Linked DNA regions of Homo sapiens: region 1 is linked to region 2. Evidence: read pairs that join two places in POLR2A ChIA-PET (ENCODE). Cell type or tissue: PC-3. All regions are shown on one strand. Links, peaks and the distances in the headings refer to the core of each region. The heading gives the core; the rest is flanking DNA.

Region 1 (16,321 bases), core at 5,452-13,451, 61 kb after region 2:
CCATAACAAAATCCCATGATGGAATAAAACAACAGACAAATTTCTTTCTCACAGTTTTCCAACATCGAGGTGCTGGCCAATTTGGTTTCTGTTGAATGCTCTCTCCCTGGCTTGTAGAAAGCATCTTCCTAGCGTGTGCTCATGTGGGCTTTCCCTGGTGTGTGCACATGGAGAAAAAGTAAGAAAAAGAGGGAGAACAAGAGACAGGAAGAAAGAGAGTGCGCTCAGGAGAATGCTCCAACGTCTCTTCTTAAAGGACATTAATCCTGTCATGGGGGCCCTACCCTCATGACCTCATCTAACCCTAAATACCTCCAAAAGTCTATCTCCAGATACAGCTACATTGGGGTTTCAACATTTGGATTTTGGGTAGACACAGTTCAGTCCACAGCAGTTGAATAACCTACTTGCAGCCAAATCCCTCTTCTCAACCCCTGGTCCCCGAGATGCCCAAGGGGAGAAGGCTATCTATTCTTCCAGAAACCCACTCAGCCACAACAGCTAGTAGATGAATACCTTGCACTGGAGTTTCTGGTTTTTTCCAGATTCCAGGCCTAAGGAACCCTAAGTGGTGCCTGGCTTTCGTTTCCAAGGCAGAGTCTCCTAAGAGTGGGCTGGGTAGGGAGGGTGATCCTCAAAACTCCTAGTTGCTATGGATAAGGTTCTGAGAGACCACACATCTGTACACAAAGTCACACCCAAATGCTTCTTTTGTGGGCCTTTCCAGATGCCCCAGTCAAGAGGGAGAAAAGGCAAGGAGGCTGTGCATAGACCAGGGCTAGAATCCTGGCTAACACTCACAGCCTGCATAACTTCCCCGTGCCTCAGCTTTCTTTCCTGTAAAATGGGGATGCATTATAAGGGTTAGAATAAAATGGGTTTCAAGTGTTTGGCACCTAGTAATTGTTCAGTAAATGGTAATCATCTTTATTTCTCTCCTGCCTACCTTGCATTCCCTCCATTCCCCCTCCCCTACCTTTCCCATTTTTTCATTCATTCAACAAGTACTTATTGAATAACTACTATGCTGTAGTCACTGGGGATGCAGGAGTAAATAAAACAGTTTCTCCCTCCAAGAAACTTACATCACGGCCTGAAAAAACTAAAAGAAAAATAAATATGAAAATAAATATGAAAGTGACATTATGTGATGGTTCACTTTAGGTGTCAACTTGACTGGGCTAAGGGATGCCCAGATCTTTGGTAAAACAGGATTTGTGGGTATGTCTGTGAGGGTGTTTCTGGAAGAGATTAGCATTTGAATTGGTAGCCTAAGTAAAGAAGATCCGACCTCACCAATCTGGGCAGGTATCACCCAATCCCTTGAGAGCCTGGATAGAGCAAAAAGGTGGAGGAAGAGCAATGTCCCTCCTCTCCCTGAGCTGGGACAACCATCTTCTCCTTCCTTTGAACATTAGAGCTCTTGATCCTTGAGCCTTCAGACTCCAAAACTTACACCACTATCCTTCCTTCTCCCTGGTTTGTAGGCCCTTGGCCTCAGAACTATACCACTGGGTTTACCAGTGAATTATTATTTACCAGTGAATTATACCACTGGCTTTCCTGGGTCTCCAGCTTACAGACAGCAGATTGTGGAACTTCTCAGCCTCCAAATTGCGTGAGCCAATTCCCATGATAAATTTCCTCTTATATATACAGATGGTCCCCAACCTTCAATGGATCAACTTATAATTTTTCAGCTTTACAATGAGTTTATAGGGGTGTAACCCCATCATAAGTCAAGGAGCATCTGGACTTATAATGGTTCGACTTTTGATTTTTCAACTTTACAAGAGGTTTATCAGGATATTAAATACATTTTGACTTACAATATTTTTGACTTACAATGGGTTTACCAGAATGTAGGCCTATTGTAAGCCAAGGAACAGCTGCATCTAAATATATCCTATTGGTTCTGCTTCTCTGGAGGACCCTGACTAATACAGACTACGATAGAGGTGGGAATGGAGGCCAGAGGAGGCAGGAGAGTGGATGAATCTGCAGCCCAGATTCATCTAGAATGGATAAATGGAAAGGGATGAAAGGGATGGAAAAAGATGGAAGCCAAGAGAGAAAGAGATCAGAAACATAAATTTTGGAACCATCAGAGTCAAGATAGCCTTTAAAGCCAGAAGTAGATGAGATCAATGAGGGAGCAATGGTAGACAGAGAGAACCTCTGAGGTCTGCAGGGCTCCAACCTTCAGAGGTTGAGGAGACAAGGAAGGACCCCTAAAAAGGGGTCACAGCTAGAGACAGGACATTGAGGGAGAGGGCATCCTAGAAGTCCACACTGCAGAAGATCTGAGGGGAAATGGGAAGAGAGGTCTGGAGAGAGCAGTGTAGACAGCTCCCCTACAGTGGAGTGTGTGCCTGGGAGTCGGCATCCCAGCTGCAAGGAGAAGCCCCAAACGGTATGGCCATGTTTCTTTTATCTCTGGGTCTCCCCAACACACAGTAGGTTCTCAATCAAAATCTACTGAGTTGGCATCAGTTAGATGTCCTGTTTATGGCTGAGGCAAAGTCTGGAGATTTCCCCTACCTCTCAGGCCCTCGCTGCAGGCCTCTGACACTCCAGGGATAGCTGGCAAGCCCACAAGGCCTCCCTGAGGGTCCTTCTCTCTCAGAAAATATCAGCACATGTGTCCAGCAGGGCCTTTGATGGCTTCACACAAGAGGAGAGTCATGTGTGCATTCCTGGCTCTCTGGACAAGAAATAAATGTTCAGGCGGAGAGGGAGAACTTGGCTGAAGTGGAGGAGGGAATTGAAATCACTGAACAAAATAACAGCAACACCAATAACAACCATTTATTGATCTCCTGTTCTGTAGCAGACGCTAGGACAAATGCAGGGCATTTGTTGACATTGTCTTTCATCTCAGTCCAGTTCAGTCCATCTCCAGTTACCTGGTGAGGGAGGGGCTGCAAACCCCACCCTACAATGAGTTACCCTGCTGCCTGAGGCCACATACACAGTAGCTCCAAGGCTGATGTTCCTCAACCACTGTGTGAAGATTTATCATTGAAGAAAGGAGAGATGGAGGTAGGAATAGCAAAGGCTAAAGACAAAGCTACCCCAAGCAGCAGCATCTCCTTCCATGACTTCAACTCCACTGACACCAGGCTGACCTGGGCTTTCCCTTTGCCTTTCCCACCATCACCTTTGCTAGCTGGTGGGACTTTCAGGCCAATGGGTTACATGTTTAGAAACAAAATTGGGCAGTGGGCTGGGGCCAGCAACCACAGAACCTTCCTCCTCAGCCATTGTCATTAAGTAGGCAGAGATTTCCTGACCTTGTCAGTAGCCCTCTATTAGTCCATTTTCATGCTGCCAATAAAGGCATACCCAAGACTGGGTAATTTATTAAGAAAATGAGGTTTAATGGACTCACAGTTCCACATGGCTGGGGAGGCCTCACAGTCATGGCAGAAGGCGAGAGGCACATCTTACGTGACAGCAGGTAAGAGAGGAAGAGAGCCAAGTGAAAAGGGTTTCCCCTTATAAAATCATCAGATCTCATGAGACTTATTCACTACCATGGAACAGTATCAGGGAAACAGCCCCCATGATTCAATTATTTCCCACTGATTCCCTCCCACAACACATGGGAATTATGGGAGCTACAATTCAAGATGAGATTTGGGTGGGGACACAGCCAAACCATATCAAGCCCCTCAGCCAACATTTTCATGGTGGCAGCTGCTCATGAAGTGTAATCTAAAAGGACATAAAAAACATTCATACACACATACACACACACATACATACATATACACACACAAACATTCATCACACACTCAAAAAATCTCTCCCATTGGCTCACCTCAGCACCTGAAATTCTGCCAATTTAAGGTCCTGTGGAGACCAGAGTAGTTGTTATGTTTATCAATATGTGTATACTCACTGCACTTCAGGGAAGCTGGAGTTTAAAGGCTGGAGGACTAGGACCAAAGAAAGAACAGTTGTGCTGGTGGAGAGAAAAGGAAGTGAGACAAGCTGAGCCTTGCCAGAGAAAAGGCAGCCAGGATAGTGCAGAAGAGGGAAAGGTGGAGGCTCCCGAAGGGATGGAAGCCAAGCATGGAAGAGGAAAAGAGTCGGGTCTTTTTCTGCTCTCCTAAGAGTTCTGGTTTGGTATCGTGGTTGCGAGTGTGAGATCAAACAACCAGGCCGGGAGCAGTGGCTCATGCCTGTAGTCCCACCAGGCTGGTCACCTGAGGTCAGGAGTTCAAGTCCAGCCTGGCCAACATGGCGAAACCCCGTCTCTACTACAAATACAAAAATTAGCCAGGTATGGTGGTGGGCACCTGTAATCCCAGCTACTCGGGAAGCTGAGGCAGGAGAATTGCTTGAACCCAGGAAGTGGAGGTTGCAGTGAGCCAAGATCACACCACTGCACTCCAGCCTGGGTGACAAGGGCAAAACTCCATCTCAAAAAAAAGAAAGAAAAGAAATCAAACAACCAAGGCCCAAATCCCAGTGGTGTCACTTGCTAATTACGTGGCTTAGGAAATTACTCAATCCTCCTATCTGCATCCTTAAAATGGGAAGAATGACAGTACACATCTTGAAGGGTGATCTTGAGGCTTCAGTGAGGTAATCCATGCAAGGACCTTAGCACAGTTCCCAGAATTGAATAAACACACAGTAAATGTTTAATATTATTATTAATATTTAACTGAAGTCTGCGGCCTGTTTCCACCATCAGCTCCTCCAGCCATGAGTTGGAGTCTGCCAAGGATTTTAGAGTTCATTGATTCTCTGGATGTGAATCATTGTAAACAGATAGATTGGTGTCTTCTGTTTGGAGACAATATCTCCCCTTCTTCCAATGGCAGAACATCTGGTGACTTCCCAGGAGATAAAAGGGTGGAGTACAATAAAGGCCAGAAACCTGGTTCTCCCTGAGGGAGCAGAATGAGAGGAATAGGTCCCGGTGGCATATGCTGCTTTCCTTGACCTTGGCACCTGTTCCAAGCTGGCAGAGTGCAGAGGAGGGAGCACTGGGGACACAGAAATTGGTGTAACTCCTACAGACAGCAATGTGCTCATAGCTCAAAATTTTAAACGCGTGTCCCCTTGACCCTAAATTTTGGTTTCTAGGATTTTTTTTTTTACAGATATGCCCCCACATACAAAATGATGTAAATGCAAAGTTATTCACTGCAGGATTTGTTATGACACAGAGACTGGGAAAAAAATCTAAATGTTCACACTTTACTGAATATATTATGGTCCATCCATACAATGGAATATTATGCAACAGTGGAAAACTGTGAAGAAATGTCTATAAACTGATTATGAAAAGATCTCCAAGATCCATTGTTAAGTAAAACAGCAGGGTCCAGAAGAATGTAGAAAAAGTGAGAAAAAGTAATATGTATTCAATATGCATAGACTATATATTCAATATGTATAGAATAACACCAAAAGAAAACTCAAGAGATGATAATATTGGTCTCTGAAGAAGGGATCCAAGAAGCCAAAAGACAAGATAGTCACTGACTTTTCTTTCATATATTTTGAATTTTAAAATGCTGAAGACAACTAAATTTTGTTTACAAGCACGGGACTTGGAGTCAGACAGACCCAGGTTCAAAACCCAGATCCACTGGCTATGTGATGTTGGGCAGGTCACTTCAGATCACTTTAATCTCTTTGAGCTTTGTTTCCCATTTGTAAAACAAGGATGAGAATAATACCTATATCACAGGGTGGTTGTGAGCATTCACTGAGATGGTATTTTTAAAAATATCCTATGTGGAGACAGGCATGGTGGCTCACACCTATAATCTCAGTGACTCAAGAGGCTGAGGCAGGAGGATCGCTTAAGCCCAGGAGCTCGAGGTTGCAGTGAGCCAAGATCACACCACTGCACTCCAACATGGGCAACAGAGTGAGGCTGCCTAAAATAGAAAACAAAACAAAATGGGGAGGTAGCTACAGCAAAGATGACTTTTAATAAATTTTTGATGAATCTGCATTTATTCCCTTCTATATGCCCAGGAGAGCATTATAAGGTAAGGTTCAGGATTGCCAGTAGATGGAATAAAGAGAAATGAAAGTAAATATCTATCTTACAAGGAGTGGAGGGTGGCAGGTCCCTCAGTGCATGTGTGCTGAGGAATTCGCATCACTCACATGTGCTGAAGAGTCCATCCAGCTCACCGTTTATAATGCCAGGGTTTGCGGGGGGCAGTCCCCATCACCAGGTCATTGGATCCTCACTGAGGACCCTATGACATGAACAAGCTGGAGACTCCTGGTGCCATTTTACAGATAAGCTCTCCCAGGGAGCTGCATGATGGGCCTAATGTTATTAATCGAACAGACATGAGTGGAGAGGCAGTAGGTCAGTGTGAAGTGAGCATAGGTTCTGGGAAGAAAACAAGTTCTGGTTGGCCATTTAACTGTGCTGAGCCTCAGCTCCTGCAGCCACAAAAGGGAGATCATAACACCAGCTGCAAAATGTTGTGTGAATCAGAGCTTCAGGCACTGTGACCAAGACACGGGAAAGCTCAGTCAATGGAAGCTATGATTATTTGTGTGGGATTATGATTGGAGGAAGGCAGTGGGGCTGTGTGCCCCCAAAAGTGCCTTAACCACTCAAAAACAGAATCTCTGCCATGAAGGAGTTCACAGTCTAATAAGAGAAAGAGACAGATCATCTCTATTCAATAAAGTTCCCCCTAAATAAAAATATGGTTTACATCAGTTAGAATGACGATCATTAAAAAGTCAGGAAATAACAGGTGCTAGAGAGGATGTGGAGAAATAGGAACACTTTTACACTGTTGGTGGGACTGTAAACTAGTTCAACCATTGTAGAAGACAATGTGGCGATTCCTCAAGAATCTAGAACTAGAAATACCATTTGACCCAGCCATCCCATTACTGGGTATATACCCAAAGGATTATAAATCATGCTGCTATAAAGACACATGCACACGTATGTTTATTGCGGCACTATTCACAATAGCAGACTTTGAACCAACCCAAATGTCCATCAATGATAGACTGGATTAAGAAAATGTGGCATATATACACCATGGAATACTATGCAGCCATAAAAAAGGATGAGTTCATGTCCTTTGCAGGGACATGGATGAAGCTGGAAACCATCATTCTCAGCAAACTATCGCAAGGACAGAAAACCAAACACCGCATATTCTCACTCATAGGTGAGAATTGAACAATGAGAACACTTGGATACAGGAAGGGGAACATCACACACCGGGGCCTGTCATGGGGTGGGGAGCGGGGAGGGACAGCATTAGGAGATATACCTAATGTAAATGATGAGTTAATGGGTGCAGCACACCAACATGGCGCATGTATACATATGTAACAAACCTGCACGTTGTGCAGGTGTACCCTAGAACTTAAAGTATAATAAAAAAAAAAGAAAAGAATGTTCAAAAAAAAATACGGTTTACACAAGTGTATTCCTGTATATCATGGTCTCATTATAGGTGTAGTGCCAGGTGTTCCCATCGGCCATGATTAAAAATATCAAGAGGTGGGTGTCAAGGAGTGGAAGGGTGGGAAGGCCGGAAGCAAAGCAGAGAAGTTTGCAAAGATCCCTGCAACGATAAATGAAGATGGGGAGGAGTCAAATGGGGCCTCCAAGGAGCTTCCTTTGCGAGGCATTGGTGAGGAGGGAGTGCAGTGAGCTGTGTACGAGAGGCTGAAGCAGGGACCTGGGCCTAGGGCACCACAGCAAGCATCTTAGGGAGGGGGCTGACAACTGCAGCCCCAGGTGTGCTGATAACATCACATGCTAGTCCTACTTTCCTACTTTATTTTTCTTGCGAACCTTAATTATTCCAGAGACTGAGTCAACAAACAACCCTGAATCATAAAGTCAAAAGGCCTTCACAAAAGGATGCTGATATTAGCACATTGTGAACTTACTCTGTTGGGAATGCGATCTTTCAGAACAACCCAGGAGCAGGGTACTATTTTCATCCCACCCTTCTACAGACGAGGAAGCAGACTCAGAAAGATTCATTCATGTCTGAGGTCACACAGCCAGCCAGGGGCGAAGCCAGGATTCAAGCCAGGTGTGTCTGATGAAAACACTCCTGCTCTTCCTCACTTCACTGTAGGTTTTGAACATACTTTTTTTGCTGCTGTGAAGGAAAATAAATGCAGATGTGGCAGCAGTAGTATATGAATCTATGCATGTGATAAAACGTCATAGAATTATGTACAAGGCATACTAAAAAAAAATGAGTACTTGCAAAAACTGGGGAAATCCGAGGAAGATCTATGATCTAGTTAATTGCATTGTGCCAGTGTTTGTTTTCTGGTTTTGATAATGCACTGTAATTAGTCAGATGTCACCTTTAGGGCAAGCTGGGAGATGAGTCTACAGAAGCTCTCTTTTTGCAATTTCTTGTGAGTCTATGCTTTTTTCGAAGTAGAAATCTGGAAAAAATACATGTAGAAATCTCCTGTTGAAAATACAAACAGGGCCAGAGTAGGACCAAGGAGACTCAACAGCTCCTAGTAAGTAAAGAACAGCACCAGGGCATTACCAGGGCAGTAGGAGCCTTCATTCCAAACGTTAAGAATTACAAAATGATACAGCTGCCCCCTTACTTACAGGACTCTTGTATAGCTTTATTTTAGGGTAACCCAAGTTTTCCAGATTCACCTGGCTACAGGGGGGGCTCACCTTTACAGATATCACTCATGTTTCACCAATCTTTCCCCTCCTTGCTATGACAGAGCTTCCAGCCCACCCCAAACCTCACCCACCCAGTCACTGCTGGGGCCCTCTGGAGGTGTCTCACACAAGCCTACTGGCCAGATGCTGTAGTCTGCTGCTCACCTGCTACCCTGTCTGCAGGTGCCCTCTGTGCCCAGAAATTCCAGGGTGTTGCGTCAGCAGGGCCCCTGTGCCAGGCACAGAGGTGACTAGGGTCTGTGCCCAAGAATGGCCTCTGGATCTTAGCAAACCCCAACCCAATTCCACTGGACTCCCCTGGCCTGAAGCTTCTCTGCATTCCACACAGAAAGTGGGTGGATGCCCACTGAAGGTCAATCTTGATTGCCTGGCACCAAAGCAGGGCAGCATATGTCCAACAGAGCCCTCATGAAAACTGCTCCCAAATCCTCCACTCTGAGGTTTAGAGATGTGTGCAAGGTTTTGAAACACAAATGCAGTTACAGTAAGAGCTAACATTTACTGAGCATTTACTATGTGCCAGACCAAGCAATTCACATGGGTAAACTTGTCTAATTCTGATAGATAGGTAAGCTGCTGCCACAAAGAGACCCATCAATAATAACCCAGTGGCTTAAAGAAGATAGAAATGTAGTTCTCTCTCACATAATCTGAGGGAGTCCCCCTGGTCAGCAGCAGCTTTGCTTCAGGCAGAGTCCACGGCCCAGGTTCTTTCCATCTTGTTTCTCTGCCATCCCCCAAAACGTCCTCAGCCTCATGGTGGCAGCTGGGTCATTGCCATGCCTGTTTGCAGACCAGGAGGAGAGAGGCAGCAGGCACGAGGCATGCTGATCGCCCCACATCACTGGGCCTGGGACTCTCATGCACCACTCCACTCACATTCTGCTAATGAGAACATTCTGCAGGTGAGAACTTAGTTACACAGGCTCACCTAACTGTAGGGAGTCTGGGGAGATGGGGATATGTGTGCCCGAGCAATTCTTTTACAGTGAAAGAAGAGAAAATGTGTTCTGGTGGACCATTGTCCCTCCACCACACTTCCTCACAGGTATGACCAAAGATGTTCAGAATGGTTAAATGCTTGCCCTAGGTAAAAACTATCTAATCTGATAAGTTAATTTTAACCAGTGAAGTAGACCTGGACCCCTTTCAGATAAAATATGCGTTTTGTGTGTTTTAATAGGGATCCAATGGAGATGCAAAACTTAACCCAGAAGCATAGCTCTAGCGGGAGATACAGGGTCGGGGGTTTGGCAGGGCTTTTTGAGTGGCATCATAGTCCGGGCTTTAGAACGGGGAGTCTTGAATGAGTCCAGGTCCTTCATATGGGAAAACCACTAAAAATCTCAGCCCTCAGCTCTGAGACAGAATCCAGGGTGATAATGGATGTGGCACAGCTAGTGAGCTGCAAGTGGCTGTCACATGTAGGGGGTTATTTTTTATCTAAGGGGATCTGCACATCCCACCACCAAAGCTGCCTTTTGGGAAGGTAACAGGTGACCCTGTCCAAGGTCTGGGCTGAGGATGAACAAGTTTCCAAAGGTGAGCTGCAAGGAGCTTGACAGGAGTGTGTGTGTGTATCTGTGTGCATGTTTGTGTTCGTGTGCACACATTTGTGTGCATGTGTGTGTATATGTGCAAATGCACACGAGCAGCTTCAGCCAGCTGAGCAGCCAGTCATTTATTCATATGGATGACTTGATTTTTGATTGAGTTAACAAGTACTTATTAAACACAGTTTTGCAAAGGCCTGCAGTAAATTGGAAGCTATACAGGAACCCTATAAGTTTTTACAACCCTGCATTCTTCAAATATTGGAATAATATAAAAGATAAGTAGGGAGTAAGAGGAAGGAAGAGCAAACACTAGAGAAGGAGGAGCCATGGGAAAGTGGGTTAGAAGAGAAGGAGGAGGGTTGGTTGTCCTTCTGGTTTCGAAGCACCAGTGGGTCCATTCACCAATGAATACAAACCAACCTATTGTGCAAATTATTAAACTACATCATCTGTCCTAGTCTGAGCTAATATTCACTACAATGGCTCATGTTGCTGAGTGCTTACTAAGCTCCAGGCACTATACTAAGTGTTTTATATATTCTATCTCATTTAACCCTGACTACCCTGAGGACTGGCACTATTATTGTGGCTCTGTTATTAGCCTATTTTATGGGTGCAGAAATGAAGGCAGACAGATGTTAAGCAACTGACTCAAGGTCACACAGCTAGTAAACTGCAGACTCAGGCCTGTCTGATTCCTAACCTAACCACCATGTCTAACACTTGTTGCCCATAGGCCTCAGTCTCCTCGTTTGTGAAATGGAACCACTACATCCAGCTTTGCTTGCCCTATGGGCTGTTGCAAGGATCCACTGAGAAGTGATTGCCAAGGTGCACTGTGAACTTACAAAACCTAATGTAAAAGAATCAAACCACATTGCTCCAAGTTTTGCTAAGATGAATCTACCTTAGGATCATCTAGAGAATAAAACAGTTACTAGCAACCAAGATTAAATTAAGCCTCCTCTGTTTGGAAACAACTTTAGAGGAAGGATGTTGTTGATTTGCCTGGCAGAGAATGGTTCCAAGCCTAAGAGCTCACAGTTGTTTTTATCCCAACCGCCTTATCAGAATATTTAGGAATCAATAATGTAGTGGCATGCTCTGAGGATTCTCAAGAAGTCCTATGGCGAGCCCCACATGCAGAAAAACTAAAAACCCCTGGTCAATAATCAACACCAACTTGCCAGCCATTGACTGGGTCACTGTGGAAGTGGATCCTCCAGCCCCAGTCAAACCTTCAGATGACTGCTGCCTCATGGAGTCCCTGAACCAGGAACTGCTCCTGACTCCTTGAGCCACAGACACAGTGAGAGATTATAAATGACTACTGTGTGAGGCCACTAAGTTGGAGGGGTTGGTAATTTGTAATACAGCAATAGATAATTCATACAGCACCTATGATACCTTGTGACTTAAGTACAAGGTTATTGGGTATTAACCAAAATTCTAGTTTTCAAGCAAGAGAAACTATTCTGGTACATGTAAGCCAAAGGGGAATTTTCAGGGAGGGCGTCAGGGCTCATCAAATCCAAGAAAAGACTGGAGACTCAAGTGTAGGATCCTCTGGCAACAGAACTCCAGCTCCAGTTCAGGGAGAGGAACAGCCAGGTTTCCACACCTCCATGGCTCCAGAGAGCCACTAATCATTCCACACATCTTGATTTAGTCCGTTCAGACTGCCATAAAGAATACCAAAGACTGGGTGGCTCAAACAGCAAACATTTGGTTCTCACAGTTCTGGAGGATGGGAAGTCCAAGATCAAGGTTCTGACAGATATGGTGGCTGGTGAGGGCCCTTTTCCTGGTTCTCAGACCACCATCTTCTCATTGTATGCTCATGTGGTAAGAAGCAGAGAGAAAAGAAGCAAGTTCTCCTGTGTCTCTTCTTATAAGGGCACTAATGCCATTCATGAAGGCTCCACCTTCATGACCTAATTACCTCCCAAAGGCCCCACTTCTGAATAGCATCTTATTGAGGGTTAGGATTTTAACAAATGAATTTTGGGGGCACACAAACATTCAATCCATAGCACAACCTCCGTGTACTCACTGAGGATTCAGTGTCTAGAGTGACAGAGACATTGATCATGTTCCAGCCCCCTGACTGCACCAAGGGTGAGAGAAAGCATCTGCCCCTTGGTATTATTTCCCTCTGAGACAAATCCCACTAGGGAAAGATGATTCTTGAAAGCAAGTCATGGTGCTTTTAGAGAAGGGGATGGGATGCTCTGCAGCCAACATCAATAAATGCCCAGCCAGTGGTCATTAGATGGTGTTACAAAGAAGAAGGCCTTGAATAATACTGAACCAGGCTACGTGTAGGCTGTGGGCTTTATAGTCATTAATCCTCACAATAATCTTAAAAGGAGGATGATATTATCCCCGTCATCCAGACAAGGAGGCAGAACCTCAGATACATTAAGTAACTTGCCAGAATCCACGTGGAAAGTGATGAAGCTGGCTTCTAAGTTAAAGTCTATGGGGTTCCAGAGTCCTTACTTGTCCCACATAACCAGGCTTCCAAGAAGGGCCTCAAGGGAATGGAACCACATTCTTGCTTTGATGAAGTCAAATAAATTAAAAAGAGTTTATTAAGGGAAAGAGACAGAGACTGAAGTAAAGGGTTCACCTGATCTTCTCCCAAGGAAGAATGTGCCTGAGTCATATCTGACTGGCTTGACCCAGAAAGAAGAGGGTAGTCACAGGCAGAAAGGAAGGACAACACAGGCACACAGAGACGGGCGGTCTCCAGAACTCAAAACTTCCCAAGGGTTTACACCCTGTGTACTGAACATGGTCCGCTTCTGCCACCTAGCCACAGATGGTCTCCTCAGCCACAGCACAAGAAGCCCAACTGTGGTGAAAGCCTGTGGGTGGGTATGCAGCAAGCACAAGCCACATGTAAAGGCTTTCCTGGTAAATTTCCAAGATGACCAATGCCACTGAGTCCTCTTCTCTGTCATGTGCCTTCTTCATATTTATCCGAGATTCCCAGGGACAGGATGGCCAGCTCCTCCTTTAGATTAGGGAGGGTGGGTCCTTCCCCACCCCCATCTATACTCTCTGCCCCACTAAAGAACTTTTCTATAATCCCATCTTCACCATACTCAGCATTTGCCAAATATTATTCTTCATTTTCTAATTGTGTCTTTTCTAGTTTGTTTGGAAATGAAATCTGGTTTCACCTGAAGGTTGAGAGCTAATATGAAGCATATTCCTGCCCTTGGGCTAATATCTTTATGACATCATGACACTAACCAGCTAGAACTGACTTAGTTTTTGTTGGCCAGAAGCCATAACATCTCTGCCAACAAGAAACTAGCATAGGCTGGATTAAAGTCAGCATGAGAAAGATTACCTGAAGATAAGAAAATAAATGAAGGCCCACCATGCTTCTAAGCACATAGTAAATAGTCAAATATGTGCAGAGGAGATGCATAAACATATCTGTGCAAGGCTTTCAAAAGGATCAGGAAGACAGGTCTCACAAAAAAAGCATTTCCAGGCTTTGTATTTTACAGACCAATATTTTTGTGTTTTGTTTTTTATTTTGGGGAGGAAAATCCACACAGGATTATTATCTTTTTACTTTACCAAGTAGAGACATTTTAATAAAGCTTTACCATCCTTTCATAAGATAATAGACCTGTTAACACAAGCCAAGTATGAAGTATAATCACAGAATAAAGGACAGTCTTTCCAGGGAAAAATCATCGGCACACTGGATACGGGTCTTTGTTTTACACTATATAGTCCCTCTCTGGCTAGTTTAAGCACAAACAATATATTATGGAGCCCAGATAGATAGTTCACAAATCACTGGAAAGGCTGTAGGGATATACTCCAAGTTGAATTCCATATTAACACCCCAAACTATGCCACGTAACTTACCACTGAGGGAGCTGCTGCCACAGCCGCTGACCACTCTAGCTCCTCAAAATGAGCACCAGCTCTGTGCCCTGTTCAGCTCCCTCCATTATTCCAAATTACCCCTCCATATTCCAAATCAAAGTCCTGCATGAGTCCCAGCTGATTGGCTGAACCTAAGCATATCTAGATCCCCATCTGCCAAGGAGTCTGGGAAACGTAGTTTTAGTTTTCAGCCTCTGCAGTACAGGGAGGCACAGGGGCTGGAGAAGGCATGGAGTGAACCAGTTAGCCACTGTTGGTGAGCTTTTTGTCAGACCACAGCACTTCTAAAACATGTCAAGGTCTAAGCCTGGGTTACAGAATCACATTTGGGTGTACTGGCATGAGAGCCATCCTAAGGAATGTGTGCAGTCACGCTTTATTGAGAAGATTCTGAAGGTCAGTGGTCTTACACAGGCACCTTATCAAGGTTCTGACAGATATGGTGTCTAGTGAGGGCCCTCTTCCTGGTTCTCAGACCACCATCTTCTCATTGTGTGCGCCCATGTGATAAAAAGCAGACAGAAAGGAAGCAAGCTCTCCTGTGTCTCTTCTTATAAGGGTGCTAATGCCATTCATGAGGGCTCCACCTTCATGACCTAATTACCTCCTAAAGGCCCCACTTCCTAATACCATCTTATTGAGGGTTAGGATTTTAACATATGAATTTTAGGGGCATAGAAACATTCAATCCATAGTACATCCTCAGTCTACTCTGCTGCCAGAACCTTGATATGGCACCTACTGAGTGAATGGCTGTTCTTAAGAAGGGAATTTGCTGCCTGAGGCTACAGCATGACCACACTCTGACTGTAGTAGACATCTGTCATATTTGTGGCTTCTCATCAACTTTTGAGTAGCTTTCCCGTATCTGGGGATATTCTCATGTAATAAGTCTCATCTCCCTAATATTGAAGTCAGAGATCGAGTCAGAGTTCAGAGCGTTCAGGTGTCTTTGCAGCTAAGATTCAGGGATGTGGTCTGAGCTCTCACAACCCAAGGCCTCCACTAGAGATTTGATTCAGAAGTGAGTAGCATAAAGAGCAGGCAGTGCACGGAGCTTCTGTTTTTGCTGGCATGGAAGGCAGCAGAGGCCTTAGCTTTCAGAAGTGGTGGTGAGGGGCCGGGCACAGTGGCTCACGCCTGTATTCCCAGCACTTTGGGAGGCCGACGGGGGCCAATCACGAGGTCAAGAGAGCAAGACCATCCTGGCCAACATGGTGAAACCCCGTCTCTACTAAAAATACAAAAAGAAATTAGCCAGGCGTGGTGGCGGGCACCTGTAGTCCCAGCTACTCAGAAGGCTGAGGTAGCAGAATGGCGTGAACCCGGGAGGTGGAGCTTGCAGTGAGCCGAGATCGCACCACTGCACTCCAGCCTGGGTGACAGAGCAAGACTCCATCTCAAAAAAAAAAAAAAAAAATGTGGTGGTGAGGTCTGGTTCCTGCCTCAGAAGTAGCATCAGTGGTGGTGGCAAGAGTGGCTGCAATAAAGTCAAGTTCCTGGTGTCCAGTGCTCAGTAGCAGCAGCCATAGTAATACCAGTTTCCCTCCATGATCTAGCCCTACAGCACAGTTTAGGGCATTGTTCTTGGAAACTTTACCCCAAATCTATTTCTCCACCCTCCAAATGATTGTTTGTCCTTCAGTTTCCTTTATTAAATCCCATCTGCCTCAACTAGCCAGAGTGAATCCTGTTGTCAGCAACCAACAACCCACTTGATGTGCTAGATAAGCCAGGAACACTGACCCTGAATCTACTGCCTCTACACCAGGCTGCAGTGTGAACCATTTCTGCAACAGAGAGTATCGGCCTGAACCTCATCTCCCATTGCCTTCTTGAGTCAGGTACAAAGAAGGATGGGAGGAAAGCGTACTTCCTTCTGACTCCCAGCTTTCCAGGAGCTCCTACAGAACAAGAATGTTTCTTCTTCACTGGATTGTTATCACCAACAATTTGTGCAGGGCTTAGCACAGAGTAGGTATTCAGCAAATGTTTGACGAATTAATAAATAAGTGAATGGTAAAAACACTATAAAGTTATACCCAGCTGGATTCCTAACCCAGATCTGTGCTGTCCATTAACAGTACCCACTAGCCACACATGGCCACTAAACAACTGAAATGTGGCTAGTGCAATTGAGGAACTGAATTTTTATTTTATT
Region 2 (16,321 bases), core at 5,149-13,148:
CAGGCCCCACTCTCCAGAGAGTGTTGAGGCTGTATCTTACAGTGGGGCCTGGGACTCAATGTTTAACAAGCTCCCCAGGCGCATGCAATACATCTGGCCTGTGGAACACAATTCAGGAATCACAGTATGAGAGGAAGAAGCCATGTATTTGGTAGGACTGTAATGTAGAAAGCCTGAGTGACTCAGAAAGATGCTTGTTCCATCTTAACCCAGAGACTGGAGAAATAGGCAGAGGAGCAGGTATCTGGGCAGGGAGTCGGGGTGACATCAGTATCTGGAAGGATTCGTCACCTATAGACCATGCTTGTTGTAAATTGTGCTTATAGGATTCATAGCCAAGCACAGGGAAGGGATAAATACCTTCCCATCAGATGGGTTTTACTTAACCCTATGTATTGTGACTTACTTTCCAGTCTGACTCTGGCATAACATTATGTGACAAAGAAGAAAATCAAAATATTTTACCCCAAAACATGTTTCTTCACCGTATTTTGAAATGGCCCTGCAAAGCCGTCCTTGGTGGGGGAAAATCTGCATCTGTAAAGAATCTGTATTAACACAGTTAGATCTTTTTCTTCTAGCCATTCACAATCCTCCTAAGAGATTAACTAAGAGTCTAGCATCTTTTAACAGTCTGAATAGGAAACATTTGTCATCTATGTCTCTAAGGGCGGCCACTATAAGACTTCAAAAGAACCTTGGTCTCCACAGTCCTTTATCTTAACCTGAACATTTCCATTCTATTAATCCTAGGTCTTTAGACAAACTCAACCAATTGTAAACCAGAAAATGTTTAAATTTACTTATAGCCTGGAACCTCCCCCCATCCTTCGAATTGTCCTGCCTTTCTGGACCAAACCAATGTATTTCTCAAATGTATTTGATTGATGTCTCATGCCTCCCTCAAATGTATAAAACCAAGCTGCACCTCAACCACCTTGGGCACATGTTCTCAGGGTCTCCTAAGGGCTGTGTCACGGGCCATGGTCACTCATATTTGGCTCAGAATAAATCTCTTCAAATATTTTACAGAGTTTGATTCTTTTCGTTGACACTTTCATTTCTTATATGTCGTGATTCTAAGAGCATCAGGATAGAGGGAGAGGTTGGAAGACAGATGATCTCAATCACGTCTGCATCAATTAGAGTAGTACTTTTCAAAGTGCGGATCACGGCTTATTAGTGGGTCATGAAATCAACTAAGCACTTTGAAAAATAGAATAGAATGCAACATAATAGATAACATCATGGTGTGTCGCTTATAATAAAGATGTTTGATTGTCTACTGCCATAAAACAAAACAATCCAAAACTTAGCGGGCTTAAAACAACATTCATTTGTTCATGATTCTGCAGTTTGGCAGGGCTCAGTGGGGACAGTTCATCTCCGCTTCATGGGCAGCAGGTGGGGTGGCTTAAATGGGGCTGGAAGATTGATTTCCAAGATGCCTCATTCACAGGGCTGGCAAGTTGTTGCTGGCTATCAGCTGGGAACTCAGCTGGGACCTTGGTGCTTCTCCAAGTGGCCTCTCCGTATGGCTAGTTTGGGCTTCCCACCATATGACAGCTTGGTTCCCAGGGGAAGCATCACAAGAGTAAACCTTCCAAGAGGACACACTTTCCAATAGGCTAGAGCTTACCAAGCCTTCATTTGGAGGCTTGGACCCTTGCTAATGTCTCACTGGCTGAAGCAGTCCAGATTCAATGTGAGAGGGGACCACAAAATAGCACAAATACTGGGAGATGGGGCTCATTGCTGGCCACAAGGGTAAGCATATTTTCTTTTAAAGGGCCAGGTACAGTGGCTGGTGGCTGTAATCTCAGATACTTGGGAGGCTGAGGCAGGAGAATTGCTTCAGCCCAGGAGTTTGAATTCAAGACCTCAGTGAGCTATGATCGTGCCACTGCATTCCAGCCTGGGTGACAGAGCAAGACCTTATCTCGAAAAAAAAAAAAAAGAAAGAAAGAAAAGAGGGGTGTGTGTGTGTGTTTTGCAGTTGTATATCTGTATAAGTAATGGGTAGCAATGGAAAACATATTCCTAATAGTTAATCACAGTTCAGAAAGTTTGGGAAACCCAGTAGCAGAGAGCCTTGGGACACAGGTAGAAGAAAAACTTACTTTCCTTGGTTTCTGTTTCCCTGAGACTTCTCTGTATGTCTATCCCTACCTGTCCATTTTCCTAATAACTTCCCCTTTTTCTTCTTTCTCTTTTATTCCTTTCTCCCCTTTTCTCTTCTTTCTCAGCCCTAGTGTCTCTGTCACTGAACCCTTTTTTTTACATATCACCTTTCACATTCAAATATCTCCTGCAAACATATGCACACACAACCTTAATATAAGCTGGGGTCCCATGCGACCCATTCTCTGCACAGCATCACATATAAATGAGCACAGTCCAGTTGCCAAAAGTAATTTTGCATTTATTTCAATTTTCCTGCAGCTCCTAAAGAATATTAACAGAGATCCTATATAAATTCCACAGACAAACTGTGAAATTCCTTTCTCTTTTCTCACAATCCCCACCTGGCAACCGCTCTGGGGCCCTTCACTTGTCAAACCCACAAAACTCTCAACACTCACTCAGCCCAGCAGGCATTCCCCAACCACCTCCCTCCACTCACTCCCTCTTTCTTACCATAACTCACCTTAGCCTCTCTGGTTCTAACTCTCCCCCCTGTGTCTTGATTCTGTGTCACAAAATATCTGAGAACGCGATTGAAAAACATTGAACTCAAAGAGGGAAGGAAAGACAGAATCTGAAGGAACAACAAGATTCTCTTTCGTTACAACGACTTGATGAGTTATAAATTTCAAAAAATGTGGTGTCTTAGAAAAAGCCCTGAATGTTGAGTCAGGAGAAATTTATTTTAGTTCTGGCTCTGCCGCTAATTAAATGCATAACCTTTGACAAATCATTCAGCTTCTCAGCCTCCAGCTTCCTGATCTCCGTGATAAGTAATGATCCCCATTTCTGACAGTGGTTGTGAGGACTGAACAAGCTGCTGTGTGTGATGTGCCTGGCACACAGCAAACAAGTAAAAAGTGAATTCCCCTTGTGATTCCTCACCTGTAGAAGAGGGCAATGATGTATGCCTTGCTCACCTCATAGGGTCTCTCTAAGGATCAAATTAGAAAATGCATGCAGACACTCTTTATAAACCACAAAGCCCAGTAATGATAATGTATGATATTTTTTGCACTTTATTGAATGCAAAAATCTCATCCTAGTCATATGTGTGCACAATGCCTTTTTCATTACAGGGCTCATAAATAGCTAACATTTCTGTGTGCCAATTATAATTATAAAAATGTAGGGAAACTACCCTTCTTCACTTCCCACCAGCACCAACAACAACATACACCTTGAAGTCAAGGGAATTCTCCCTTCAAGTTAATGAAAAAAGACTTTGTTATTTAACCCAAGTCTGAGGGAAGGGAGCAAAGGTTTCTTAAGCTCAGTAGTTCTCAAAGTGTGGTCCCTGGACTAGCAGCATCAGCATCCCCTGGAAAGTGTAAGATGCAAATTATCGTGACCCATCACAGAGTTACCTACTCAGAAATTCAGAAGGGTGGAGCTCAGCTATCTATGTTTCTGATGCACCCTCAATTTGAAGTGTAATAAGGTCAGAGGAATGGCAGCAGAGTGGATGTGACTCTCCTATGCAGATCTGATAAGGTTTTTGGCAGGGAAACCAGCCCTTGTGGTGTACGATGGTGTACCTGTTTTTAGACACTTAGGGACAAGAAAATGAAAAATTCCAACTGGAGCACAGTATAAAGGAGCACCAGAAGGGGTTCCTTCCCCTCTGTGATAGACTGAATGTTTGTGTCCCCCTAGAATGCATATGTTAACATTCTCACCCCAAGGAAATGGTATTAGGAAGTGGGGCCATTGGGAGGTAATTAGGTCCTGAGGGTGGAGCCCTCATGAATAGCATTAGTGCCCTTATAGGAAGAGACAGAGACAGCTTGCTGCCTCTGTCTCTTCTCTCCACCATATGAGGATACAACAAGAAGACATCTGTCTGCAAACAAGGAAGAGGACCATCACCAGATACCAGATCTGTCACTCCTTGATCTTGAACTTCCCAGGCCTCAGAACTGTAAAAAATATATGTCTGTTGCTGGGCACAGTGGCTCACACCTATAATCCCGGCACTTTGGGAGGCTGAGGCAGGCAGATCACAAGGTCAAGAGATCGAGAACATCTGGCCAACATGGTGAAACCCCGTCTCTACTAAACATACAAAAATTAGCTGGGCATGGTGGCGGGCACCTGTAATCCCAGCTACTTGGGAGGCTGATGCAGGAGACTCACTTGAACCCGGGAGAAGGAGGTTGCAGTGAGCCGAGATTGCACCCCTGCACTCCAGCCTGGAGACAAAGCGAGACTCCATCTCAAAAATAAAATAAAATAAAATAAAATATATATATGTCTGTTGCTTAAGCCACTCAGTGTATGATATGTTTGTTATAGTGGCTGGAGCTAAGACACCCTCTTTCCTTGGGCTCAATGCTCTCCCCCAATTCTTTGGGAGAAAAACAGCTGTTGCCTAAGAAATGTCAAGTGAGAGAATGGCTTTGATTCACAGACCATGCCAGGGTGATGAAAACTTATAAGACAGAAGCATGATCATGATGAGGATGAGGCAAGTGAGGCATCCAGGGTGCAAAATTTAAAGGGCACTTACTTCAAGTTTGTACAAGTGCAAAGTCAGGAGAAGAGAAACCTTCTGCTTGGAGGGGTAGAGAGTCCTGAAACCTGCGAGGTCAAGACTGGGGCAGGGGGGTTACATGAGGAAAGAAGGGGGCATATTTATGGGACACTCTGGAAACATAAGGAATATTCATCATGGGCCATCTCAAAAGAATAGGCACCAAGGTTTTCTCTTGCGTGGTCCAAGGGGACAAGTCTACTGGATTAGAGGGCACAGAACCCATTGTCCAGCCCCTCTGCCAATCCTGTATGCTACAATTGTCACTGAAGAGCTTGATTAAAGACAGATGGTTCTTCTCTGAGTGTGCATTTATGTGCATGTGTTTCATTTCAACCAAGGCAGTAACAGGAAATGAAGTACAGCCATGGTTGCCCCATCGGTGGCAGGCAATAGTGATATCTTCCATGTGACAAAGCAATCCACGCTGATATGACCACCCAGCTGGAGAAATGGCATGCAAGACTAACATCCTCGACTTCCCACCACCCCAGAGGGAAGCTACAATTATACTGTGTGGGTCAGAAGAAAGGGAGGCAAGCATTCATTAGGTAACAATAATGATGGTAATAATAATGATAACAAAACCACTTTAAAGACTACCACTTAACCAAGCACTTATCATGTGCTCAGTTGCTAGGCACTGTGTTATCACCAAATCTGTCATCCCACACAGTAGCATGTCCACTTTGATCAGAAGTACATGAGCTGGGTCACTACACTGCTTGACCCAGGAGCGTTATTCAATAGACTACATAGTCTGTAGCACTGTGCAATGCCCAATCTGAGGGCCTTGGATGGCCTCCCTGAGGCTGCGACTCAAAGATGTTAAGTGACTTGCCCAGGCCACATAGTCAGTTGGTGACAAAGCACCACCTGTGTCTGCTACAGACCTATGTAGAAAAGAGGCCATTTTGTCCCATGGATGGGCATGGGAGGGGAAGGGAGACACCAGCTACGTAAAGATGGGAGAGTAAGGAGGAAAAGACAAGCCAGTGAAATCGTAGCAGCCAGGTATCAGAGGTAAGTAGCAGGCAGCCAGTGGCCCTCAGAGTGAAAGTGGAAGAGGGGATCAAAGGGTCCTCCCTGGCCACTTCCACCTACAGGAGGTCAAAAATGGAGAGAGGGAAAACAGGTTGATATCCTGAACCTTATGGGGCTGGGCTTCATCCATTCCTTTCATGAATATGCACAGACACATGTGCAAACACACACATACACTGAGCTGTACCATGAGCAAGGCACTGTGCCGAGTGTCAACAATTTTAAAAGATTTCACCCAGCTCCTGCCTTTGAGGAGTGCATGGTCCAGAGGAGGAAGCACGTGATAGCAGTGTAGTGTGAATGGTGCTGGAATAGGCTGATGGAACCTCATGAATGCACGGAGAACAGAGGCCTGGTGCCACCCAGTGTGGACGAGAGGATGGCATAGCAGGACTAAGAGGTAGCCAGGAGCCAGCTCATGAAAGGCCTTATATGCTGAGCCAATGCTATTGAGATTGGACTTTGTCTTAAGAGCAATGGGGAGCAACTGAGCAGTTTTGAGCAGGACAGTGGAATTATAGAATTTATTCTTTGAAAATATTCCTCTGGCTTCCGTGTGGAGGAAGGATTAGAGGTGGGTGGCCAGTGAGGGCTTTGCAGTTATCCAGCTTAGCAGGATGGAGCACTGCCAACCCAACCAGAGCAAATGGGGAGGCCACCAGCCTCACCCTGACCCTGGACATGCCCACCATGATGGGAAGACACAGACTGTTCCACAACAACCCCTTGGACCCCAGCCCAGCCCTGGAAGAACCATGTACCTTGACTGGCAGGGAAGCCTCCACTCCGGGCCTGGGCACACATGGGAGGGTAGGGCCCCATGCTTGGTATGGGCTCAGGCTAGCGCTGCTGCCCTGGAGTCAGAGCTGTGTAGAGAGGGGCAAGCCCCACTCCCAGAGAGAAGGAGCCACATGCCGTGATGGCAGGTGGTCGGTGCAGACCCTCAGCTGTTGGGGGAGTGGTCGGGATGCCTGAAATGTCTGGGACCGAGGTTCTGGGTGCAGCCTGGAGAGTTGGGGCTGTGCGTTCTTGTTGCCATTGTTACATTGGCTCATATTGCTGAGTCCTTATTCATTAGGCTGTTGGGTACTTTTAGACACACACACACACCAGTCTGGAGCACAGAGAAAACTGTCATAGGCACTCAAAATTAGAGCAAGTTAGATAAAGGGGCCAGTAAGTACAGACCTCACATGCCCCCAGTGGTGGATTCAGGGGTCACTGATTCTATCCATTCCTACAGATGAACAGGATAAATATACCTCCGACCCCGTCCAGTTTTTCTATCCCATTTAATCACTCCTCAGCTGAGAAAGCCAGAAACTCATTCCTGACGTGGCTGACAAATGCTGGGGAAATCTTTGGTTTTCTTAGAGTGAGCCTCTCTTTGTAACCAGAGAGCAAGAGAAGGAACAGGGCCTTAAAATCACTTCAAGTGGCCTGTGCCTGATCCTGAGGTCCAGAGAAGGAGAATGACTTATTCAAGATCACAGTTTAATCATACATGCCTTTATCCATTCACTCAGCAAACACAGTTCAAACACCTACCACTTGCCAAACCTTCTAGATAGTTATTACCAACATAACCAAGCAAAGTATATGGAATGCCAGATGGCAATGGGTACAGGAGAGAAAAATAAATTGGACAAGGGGATAGACAGTGCTTTGGAGGTAGAGGCAGCTTTAAGTAGGGTCACACTAGAGTGAAGATCGCAAGGAGGTGAAGCTTATTCTGGGGGAAGAATATTCTAGGAAAAGGGGACAGTGAGTGCAGAGTCCCTAAGACAAGGCATGCTGGGGCGCCGGAAGAAAAGCAGAGGATGGTGTAGCTGGAGAGGAGGTAGCCAGGAGGTGAGTTGTAGGAGATTAAGTCAGAGATGTGCGAGGTATGAGGGAGAAGTTCTTTTGTAGAGACTTCACCTTGACTCTAGTCGGATGGGAGCCCATGTGGGCTCTGAGCAGAAAAGGAACAGCTCTGACTTAGGATTTAGTTGGCTGCTGTGCTGTGGATAGACAGACAGTTGGCAAGCCTGAAGTCAAAGAGTCCATGTAGGAGATCCAGGCAAGAAATAATGGTTGCTTGAACCAAGGAGGCAGTAGTGGAGGTGGGAAGAGGAAATCACACAGAGTCTGGCCAGATTATGGAGGTAAAGGCAACAGTATTGACTAAAGGACCAAATGCAAGATGTGAGAAGAACAGAGTCAGAATGACCCCAAGGTTTTTGTCCCATGCTGCTAGAAGGAAGACGTTTCCCATTAGCCATGTTGGAGGATACCACAGGAGAATGGGTCTCTGTTTGAGCATCTTATTCAAGATGCCATTCAACATCTAGTGAAGGTGGACAGGAGACAGTGGACACAAGTCAGGACCTCAGGGACCAGGTCACAGGCAGAGCTAGACCTTGAACTTCAAGATTCACAGATCACACTGCTTCTGACTGAGGAGTGACAGAAGTGCCAGAGCAATCTCACCAGCTCTGGAATGTTCATCACTTGACGGCTGGGCTGGCAATGAAGAAGCTCCATGCAGTCTTTGGGACAACACTGCACCAAGAGACCACAGCAACAGGGGAGCTCGCAGAGTAGAACACTGGCATTCAACCCAAAGCCTCACTGTTTCCAGATACAAGTGAAGGTAAATTCCCTGCCCCTCCCCCTGCCCCACCACATTCATCCATCCTTGAAGAACTCCTGGGAGCTCACTGGGAAACTCACTGAGCAGTGAGTAATATGGTTTTGCTTAAGCCTTGCTCAAGTAGCAGAATAAGCAAGTTTGACTAAAATTCTCTAGATTCACAAATCCCAAAGCCCTAAACTACAGAAAACAGACTAGTCAAGAGAGAGGAAGCTGTCTGCTGGCTATTTGTGGAGCATCACCCAATCAATGAACAAGTATGCATAGACTGCTGGGTGCAGAGGGAGGGGTGTTTAAGGGATGTCTTAATCGGGTTTTCCAGAAGCAGATCCTGAGACAAGGATTTGGTTGCAAGTAGTTATTTAGAAAGTGAACCCAGGAAGCACCAGTAGGAGAATGAGGAAGCAAGACAGGTAATGAATGTATTAGTGAACTGATCACCACTGTGAGCAATTAGGCTCAATTCTACTCTAGGAGGCTGTACAGAATGTATCTCAGGGTTGTCCCACCAAGGGGCAAGGAAACTGAGGTACTTATCCACTAACTCTCTTTTGTTGTTGAGTGTTCTTCCCACAAACCTTAACTTCCAGGCACTTCCAGTTTGTCCCTTTATTAAGCTGACCAATCTCCTGAGGCCAGAGAAAGCCTTCCAGCAGAGACCAGCAGGTGTTTCCAGTAGGACACTGTCTGTGTGTACTGAAACCAGAGTGTCATAGGGAATTAGAAGGACGCAGCACCAACCATAATGGGTTTCACAGGAACTGCCTGGTCTCCACAAATAGGGACTCTAATTTTGGTCTGGATTCTAAGAACCACCTTCACCCCAGTAAATAGGACTGAGATGACTTTTATCATTCCTGTAAGCAGAGATAGAAATGCCAGAGCAAAGTCTCATTGGTCCACACAGAAAGAAGGAAGCCTCGGTGCTCTTTAATTGGAGACCAGAGCTGTGGCAATTCCCAACCAGTGTCAGAATTTTGCAATGTGTTGGAGACAGGCAGCCCTCCCTAGGAATCTACTGAGAGACCCAGATCTTTGGGCCCTTAGTGAGTGTTTGAGTAAATAGGTAAGCAGTGGCTGCGGCTCAGGCAGGAGGGTCCTGGAAGTTAATGTCCCAGCACAGAGCTTCAGCCCAGACCACAGTGCCAACATCCTAGCCCTTCTGGTTAATAATTATCCCTAATTCCTTAGCGTGGGAGGCCTGGAGATGAAAATCACAACTCTCCATGTCCTCATCAGTCTGTTGTATGTGCATGTGTACCAGATACCTACATGCAACCTCATGAAATTCCAGACATTCTCATCAACAAATCCCTTTGTCATCTTCATAAAATCCAAAGTTAAAGGGCCCACCCTAAGAATTGTGACTCATAGATTCCTGGATGGATCAACTCTATGTGACTATTAGAGCTAGTTTTCTCATGCCCATATTGGGCAAAACCTGGTAAACAGCACCCCTGTCTCTCCCTCCCCAAAATTCTGTCTGGATGAGCAGTCCCTTATGTAACAAGCTAAAACCTTTACAACTGACCATATGTCAGGAAACAGTAAGGTGTTTACAAGATACATGAGAGGGGAGTCCCTGTCTTTCAAGAGCTCCTGAGTCCTGCCAATGAACACCTTAAGTACCTGCCCTTTAGGGGATACTTGCTGAAATCATTCCTTGAATAGAATGTTAGAATGGCAGAATGACAGTGGCTGCCACCGATAGGTCAGAGCATTAAGGACTGGGTCTTTTGACCGACCCTAGGATCTCTCTTCAGTGGAACTCTGCCCCCACCAACCCTATTCAGCCTCCTCCTCTATGCTCAGGCAGCTACTGCTTCTCAGCCATCAGTACAGGCTACCTCATTCAAGTTGAATTTGCAATGGCTGTTGTGGTTTTTTGTTTTTCTGACCATGTGGGGAACTCTCATATAGGCTTTGGAATTATATAGTCCTGGTTTGTCCAAAGCACTCTCCACAAACAGGCTGTGTGACCTTCAAATAGCTGCTTAACCCCTCTAAGCCTGTCATCTGAAAGTAGAAATGATAATGATAACATTAGAGTAAACCACATGAAAGTGTCTTTGTAGGTTAAAAATTGTTGAATATTGGCAGTCTCATAGGTTCCACCTAAAACCTTTGTGGGGTTCTGGGGAAGATTCGGTAAGAGAATATATGTATTACTGCTAGGGCCTCAGATCTAACTAGTTTAGGACCACAGAAGAAGGTCACGTTCCCCTTAGTGTCTGAACCACATCTCCTGTCAAATATCTACAGGATAGGAGTTCGAAGTCTATTCTTACAGGATTCCCAGTGATTTCAGGAATCCTTGTGGCCTCTTATTCCCTCCCTTGTGTTCCCCTCATAAAGATGTTGATGTTTATTGTGCGTTTACTCTCTGCCAAGTATTGTGCCAGGCTCTTTGTACATAAACATCGATGTACCTCTCTACCCATGTGAGGTGGGTGCTTCTACTATCATCCCCCTTTCACAGATAATGAAACTTTAGATATGAGCTAAGAGGAATGAAAAAATTAAAAATAAAAAAAAAGCAGATAAGGAAACTAAAGTGCAAAGAAGCAAAATGTTTTGCCAAGGTCACAAGGACCTCAGGGTCCGTATGGTTGTAAGAAGCAGACTAGGCCCTAAGGTTTCTTCCATGTCTGGCATCCTAGGGGGTTAGGACTGCCACTGAGATGCTGAACAAATGATAAGGCAGGCACTTCCCCGACAAAGAATTTGTGTTGGTGGCAGGAGGAGAGAAGAAAGCTGCGACCAGGAGAGCTGAGCCAGGAGCTTTTGCCCACCTCATCATCTAAATGAGCATCAGACTCTCAGGTGTTGCAGATAAAATCCCCTGGCATGTGATCATAGGTGACATCTACCCAGCGCTCATGATGGTAATGCCAGGCACTACTCCAAGCTCCTTACATGATCAATCATTTAACCCTCACAACCTTGGGGTCTAAACAGTACTGTTAGTCCCATTTTACAGATGGGTAAATTGAGGTATGGAGCTGTTAAGTCACTGGCCCAGGATCACACAACCAATAAGTGACCCAGCTGGAGATGGAACACAAGCAGGCTGGCTCCCAAGTCCATGACGTGAACCATACCAGATACTGCCTGTCAGAAGTGTAAACAGCCCTGTCTCATAATCACCTCCTTTGATTTGGAAGCCTAGACCAGGGGTCAGCAAACTATGGCCTGAGAGATTCAGAGCTAAATCTAGCTGACCAACTGTTTTTATAAATAACATTGCATTGAAATACACCCACATTCATTTATTTATTGACTGATTTGCAAAAAACAAGGGCAGCAGTGAGTAGATGCAAGAGATCATAGGCCTGCAAAGCATAAAACATCAACTTTCTGACCCTTTATAGATAAAACTTGTTGACCCCTGACCTACAGTATGCACCTAAGGTGTGTCCTATGTGTCCTAAGATGGCTCCGACACTTGCTATGTGACCCCAGACAAGTTGCTTTCCTGAATCTCCATTTCCTCATCTGTAAAATGTGCTTGTGGGAATTTGGTGAGGAAGTGTGTGTATGTGTAAGTGCCTGACCCAAGGCAGGTGTTTGATAAGGGTTTGCAGCTATCATTGCCAATAGTATGATGAAAATTATGACTGATTCCTATGATATCACTGAAGACAGGGCAGAGACCTTTATGGCCACTTTATGGGCAATGAAACCCTGGTGCAGAGAGAGGATATGGTGAGAGGCAGAGCCCAGGTCTTCCCAGTCCAAGTCCTGCACTCTGCTGCCTCCTTTCCCCCGCCTTCCAATCCATAGCTGCCCTAGTCCTCATTTATGTTTGCCAGCGTGCGGAGCAGCCCTTCTGTGTTTGTGAGTTTTCGGCATCTGTAAGTACCCACAGCCGCACAGAGCTCGCCAGCACAGACATTTGTCAAAGATGACATGCCAGTCATCCATGCCACCGGAGACAGTGACAGATGCGCTCTCCAGCCCCACCATCCAGGCAGTGGAGGATAGATGGGGCCTTGGCACCGGCGCCCGCTCTTGGCCTGGCATGTGCAGGGAGCTGCAGACCAGGCAAGAGACAAATTGCAGCCTGGTCAGTGGGCAGGAGGCTCAGTGTGCATGCAGGCAGATGTGGCTGCAGCCTGCCCCTGAACCAGACACCTGCCTGCCCTCCCCAGTGTCCTAGACCTGCCCAAATCTGGTGTTTGCTTAAGATTTGTATGTGGTCACTGATGAGGAGGTGAGTGCTCACGGGCTTTGGGTTGTTTCCAATAATAATAGTGACAATGGCTGATGCTAACATATGCTGCTCTGCTGTTCTAAGTCCTTAGCATACATCGAGCTCTTTAATCCTTAGCCATCCGGTGGTGGAGGTACAGGAAACTGAGCCTAGAGAGGTTGGAGGCCTCTTCCAAGTTCACACATTAAGTGGCAGAGGCAGGAATCAAATCCAGACACTCTGGCTCCAGAGTTCAATGCCCCTCAGGACTACTGTCTAATATTTGAGAGCCTGGAGTGGAGGAAAAATCGTGACTAGGCAAAGGATTCAGGTAGGCAGGGCTCACCACTAACCTGAGTGGACAGGAACAGGTTGCCCTGCCTCAATTTTTCCACCAGAAAAAATGAGCAGTGGCTGCTATTGCAAGGCCCTGCAAGGTCCCAGACCAGCTCCAGGGCAGGCCTCTCTGTTCTTCTGGGACCCTTGGGCACTAGGTCCTCTGCCGACACACATTCACTCCCTCCGCCTAATAATCCCAACCCAGATCCCCTGGAGTATCATCTCGTAGTTCATTAAACCATCACCTCTGTGTCCCTGAGGCAAGCTTGCAGTCTGTTGAGATTTTGTAGGGATGTTTATGGCTAGTGGCAGCAAAGGGAACAGACCACATAAAACAAAAAGAGACAGTATGAGCTCTTAAAAAGTTTCCAAAGTCTGGCATAAAAGCTCCCACAGGTGTTTCATTCATACAAATGACCAGCTTCCCTCCGCTCTGGATGAAGGGTTTGGAAAGACCAAAGTCTGGTTCAGTCCAGCCAGTCTCCTATTGTGGGACCTTCCTTGCGAAAGTACCCTTCTTTCTCTGAGCCTTGGTTTCCTTGTCTGTAAAATGGGTATAATGATAGTACCTATCTCATAAAATTATTGTGAGGATTAAAACACAAAAAACACTTAGAACAGGGCCCGACACAAAGCGAATGCTCAACAAATGCCAACTGTTCTCATTCTCTGGTTTTTAGTTTCCTCAGTGGGAAAATGAGGAGGTGAGTTTTGTGCCAGGTATGGGCTTCTGGCTCGAACATTCTGTGACTTCATGATGTTCCTAGGGTGCTTCCTTGTCTCCTCCCACTTGCCTGAGTCTTTCTTCTTTGTTTCTGTGAGCCCCAGCCAATTAGTTTACTCACAAGTGTAGGGTAGAGAGAACTACACAAACAGGAAGTGTTACCACTCATACTCACAGTGGTGAATCATTCCAACCTTCCATCAAGTGGATCCACCTCCATTGGTCGACACAGCTGGGGAATCTGAGCTACTGTGGCCAGAACTCTGTTGACCACATCCTGCAATGACAGACCTCAGAATCCTTCCTGAACCTTCCATGGGAAGGAGTCTGTGACAGCCCACCTGTGTAGACTGGGCCTCATCAGCCTGAATTTGCTGAAATAAGTAATTCCAGTTTCCCTGAATTCATGCAGAGGGCACCCACGCTGGGAAGGAGTTTCTCTGGCTTTTCAAGCTCCATAAACACTTGAAAAGTCATTTTATTTTTCAATCTGTGGGCAGGATGCCACCAAACGAGGAAGCCTCATTAAACAGACCTTGAAGGCTATTTCTTTGTTGTTTTTTTTGTGGGAGTGGGATGAGGTTTGGTGTTGGCTTTTTTTTCCCCCACTGATGCTTTTTGGATAAACACATAAATCAGCATCATCTATATTCATTAGATATCGTGCCTTGTTCAGTACAAAATTACCCCTGTTTTGCATGACTTTCCCCCCTTGTGATTAATATAAATGACTTAAGTTAATTATGTTTCTCTTCATGGAAAAATGTATTTGTCAAAGTGCTGAAACATCAATAAAAAATAAACACTGTCATTTGAAGAAGGGCTCATTTGCAAATGAGTAGCTGGGGTGTGGGGAAAGGAATGGACTCACCCGTCTGGAGGTGTCATTCTGATTGAGTAGGCACACTTCATATTTACTAACAATGACAAAAGCATTTTTCTTAGTTAAGCACTCACAGGTCCTGATGAGGTAGACTGATGTCATCATTATTAACAATAATGACACCTCAGGCGTAGAGAAAACAATTTTCCTTACTAGAGAAAACTAACGCTGGGTATTTTACCATCCAGACCTCCAAAACTAGGCCCAGCATGGGGACTTTGCAGGAATAGACCAAGAGGCAAATACAGATGATTGGAGTGGGAGGGAAGAGAAGTGAAGAAAAGCAAACCATGGAGCTGGTGTGGCATCTCAGAGCAACATGGAAGCTTAGGGATGAGACAGCACAAACACCTCCCTGGGCCAATGACAAGACTAAGAACCAGAGAGGGGACTTGCCCCTTGGGTAAACAGCATATTAGTGGCAGAGCCCAGAGAGAACCCAGGACTCTTGACTCCTAGACCCCCACCCTTTCCCTGCACTCTGCTGCCTCCCTTGCCACCAGGGATCAAAGGCTCCCCCTCACTTGAGTAAGTGGTCAATGGCACCAGCAAGGTGCAGGGGCTCAGACTGCTGGACAGTCAGGGCCCCAGGGAAATCTACAGGTTACTGACTTTTTTCATGGTATCTGGAATAGCCTTTCCCCACACTGACTGTCTTAGTTTGGGTTTCCTGAAGGCAGACCCTGAGACAAGATCGTAGGTGCTGGTGGTTTATGTAAGAGGTGAGCCTAAGACACCAAGTGAGGTGGAGAAGTGAGACAGGGAAGGGAGAAAAGCCAATACAGGGCACATGTATGAGGGGGTTACTGCTTTGGACACTTGGACTCACTCCCCCCAGGAGTGACTGCAGAGAATATGCCTCTGAGTTGTCCCGGTGCTGGACAGGGAAGCAGAAATATTTATTTACTGACCTCTGGGGACTTTAATTTCCAACCCCTCTGGGTCACCCTGTACCTAAGCTGAGCAAACTCCCATAGTACCAGAAAAACCCAGAGATCCAAAACCCTGAGCAGGTGAGTGGGAAGCGCTAGTGGGCACAGTCACTGTCTATGGCAGATGCACGTGAACCTGGAGGTGGTATGGGGGGATGTGGGTGGGGCAGGCATGTTATCTACTACATCACCCTTATCTAAGTGCTCCCAGCCTTCCAAGAAATCCCCCCTCCAAGTAAACATGATCATCTTGTCTTCTGATGGTCAGAAACCATTCATCTGGCCACCTTATTTTACTTATCTTCTTAAATATTATTTCTGTCACCCTAAATATACTGTAAAGCATTCAAGGGCAAAATTAAGGCCATTATCATTCTGTCATTCAACAAATACTTACTGAGCACTTACTCTGTGCTGGACTATCTTTAAGGTGCTAGGAATATAGCATCAAAGATAAAGAAAATCCTTGTCTTCAAGGAACTTGCATCTTAAAAGTAGAGCTAGACAATAAACACATAAATAAATGCTATAATTTCAAGTGGTGATAAGTGGCTCAAAGAAAAAGAAAGCAGGGTAAAGGGGATAGCATAATGGAAGTGCAGTACTCCTGGGGACATTTGAGCAAAAGCCTGAATGAAATACCGGAGTAAGCCATGTAAGAATCTGGTGGAATGGAATTCAATCAAAGAGAATGTCAATGCAAAGACCCTAGGGAATAACAGGAAGGCTGGTGTGACACTCAGCGGAGTGAAAAAGAAGGTGGTAGGAACTGAAGAAGGGGACAACCAGATCGTCTAGGACCTTACCTTTAAACAGTGCCTGGCACAAAAGAAAGGTACTCCAAGCTGACTGGAT

Evidence for each region. Peaks named below come from ENCODE experiments on the same cell type or tissue, not always from the same donor. Only the 100,000 strongest peaks of a DNase experiment are listed, where the experiment ranks them.
Region 1: POLR2A ChIA-PET joins it to region 2 with 6 read pairs; 2 of 35 experiments call an interaction of 5 or more read pairs at or near these places.

What each region holds. Positions count from the first base shown.
Region 1 is chr6:41,009,007-41,025,327 of GRCh38, forward strand. It overlaps LOC101929555 (a long non-coding RNA gene), which reads right to left and starts at 14,274. Exons shown (of 6, transcript NR_110873.1): 1 at 14,140-14,274. In PC-3, for the core only: a CTCF peak has its summit at 13,058; a DNase peak (open chromatin) is centred at 12,965; H3K27ac peaks cover 573 bases.
Region 2 is chr6:40,948,606-40,964,926 of GRCh38, forward strand. All of the region lies in intron 1 of LOC101929555 (a long non-coding RNA gene), which reads right to left. Among named protein-coding and RNA genes, the nearest start is that of UNC5CL, 82 kb to the right of the region's middle. RefSeq lists an enhancer at 500-1,352. In PC-3, for the core only: no CTCF peak of the experiment used is centred there; DNase peaks (open chromatin) are centred at 9,786 and 12,636; H3K27ac peaks cover 2,094 bases.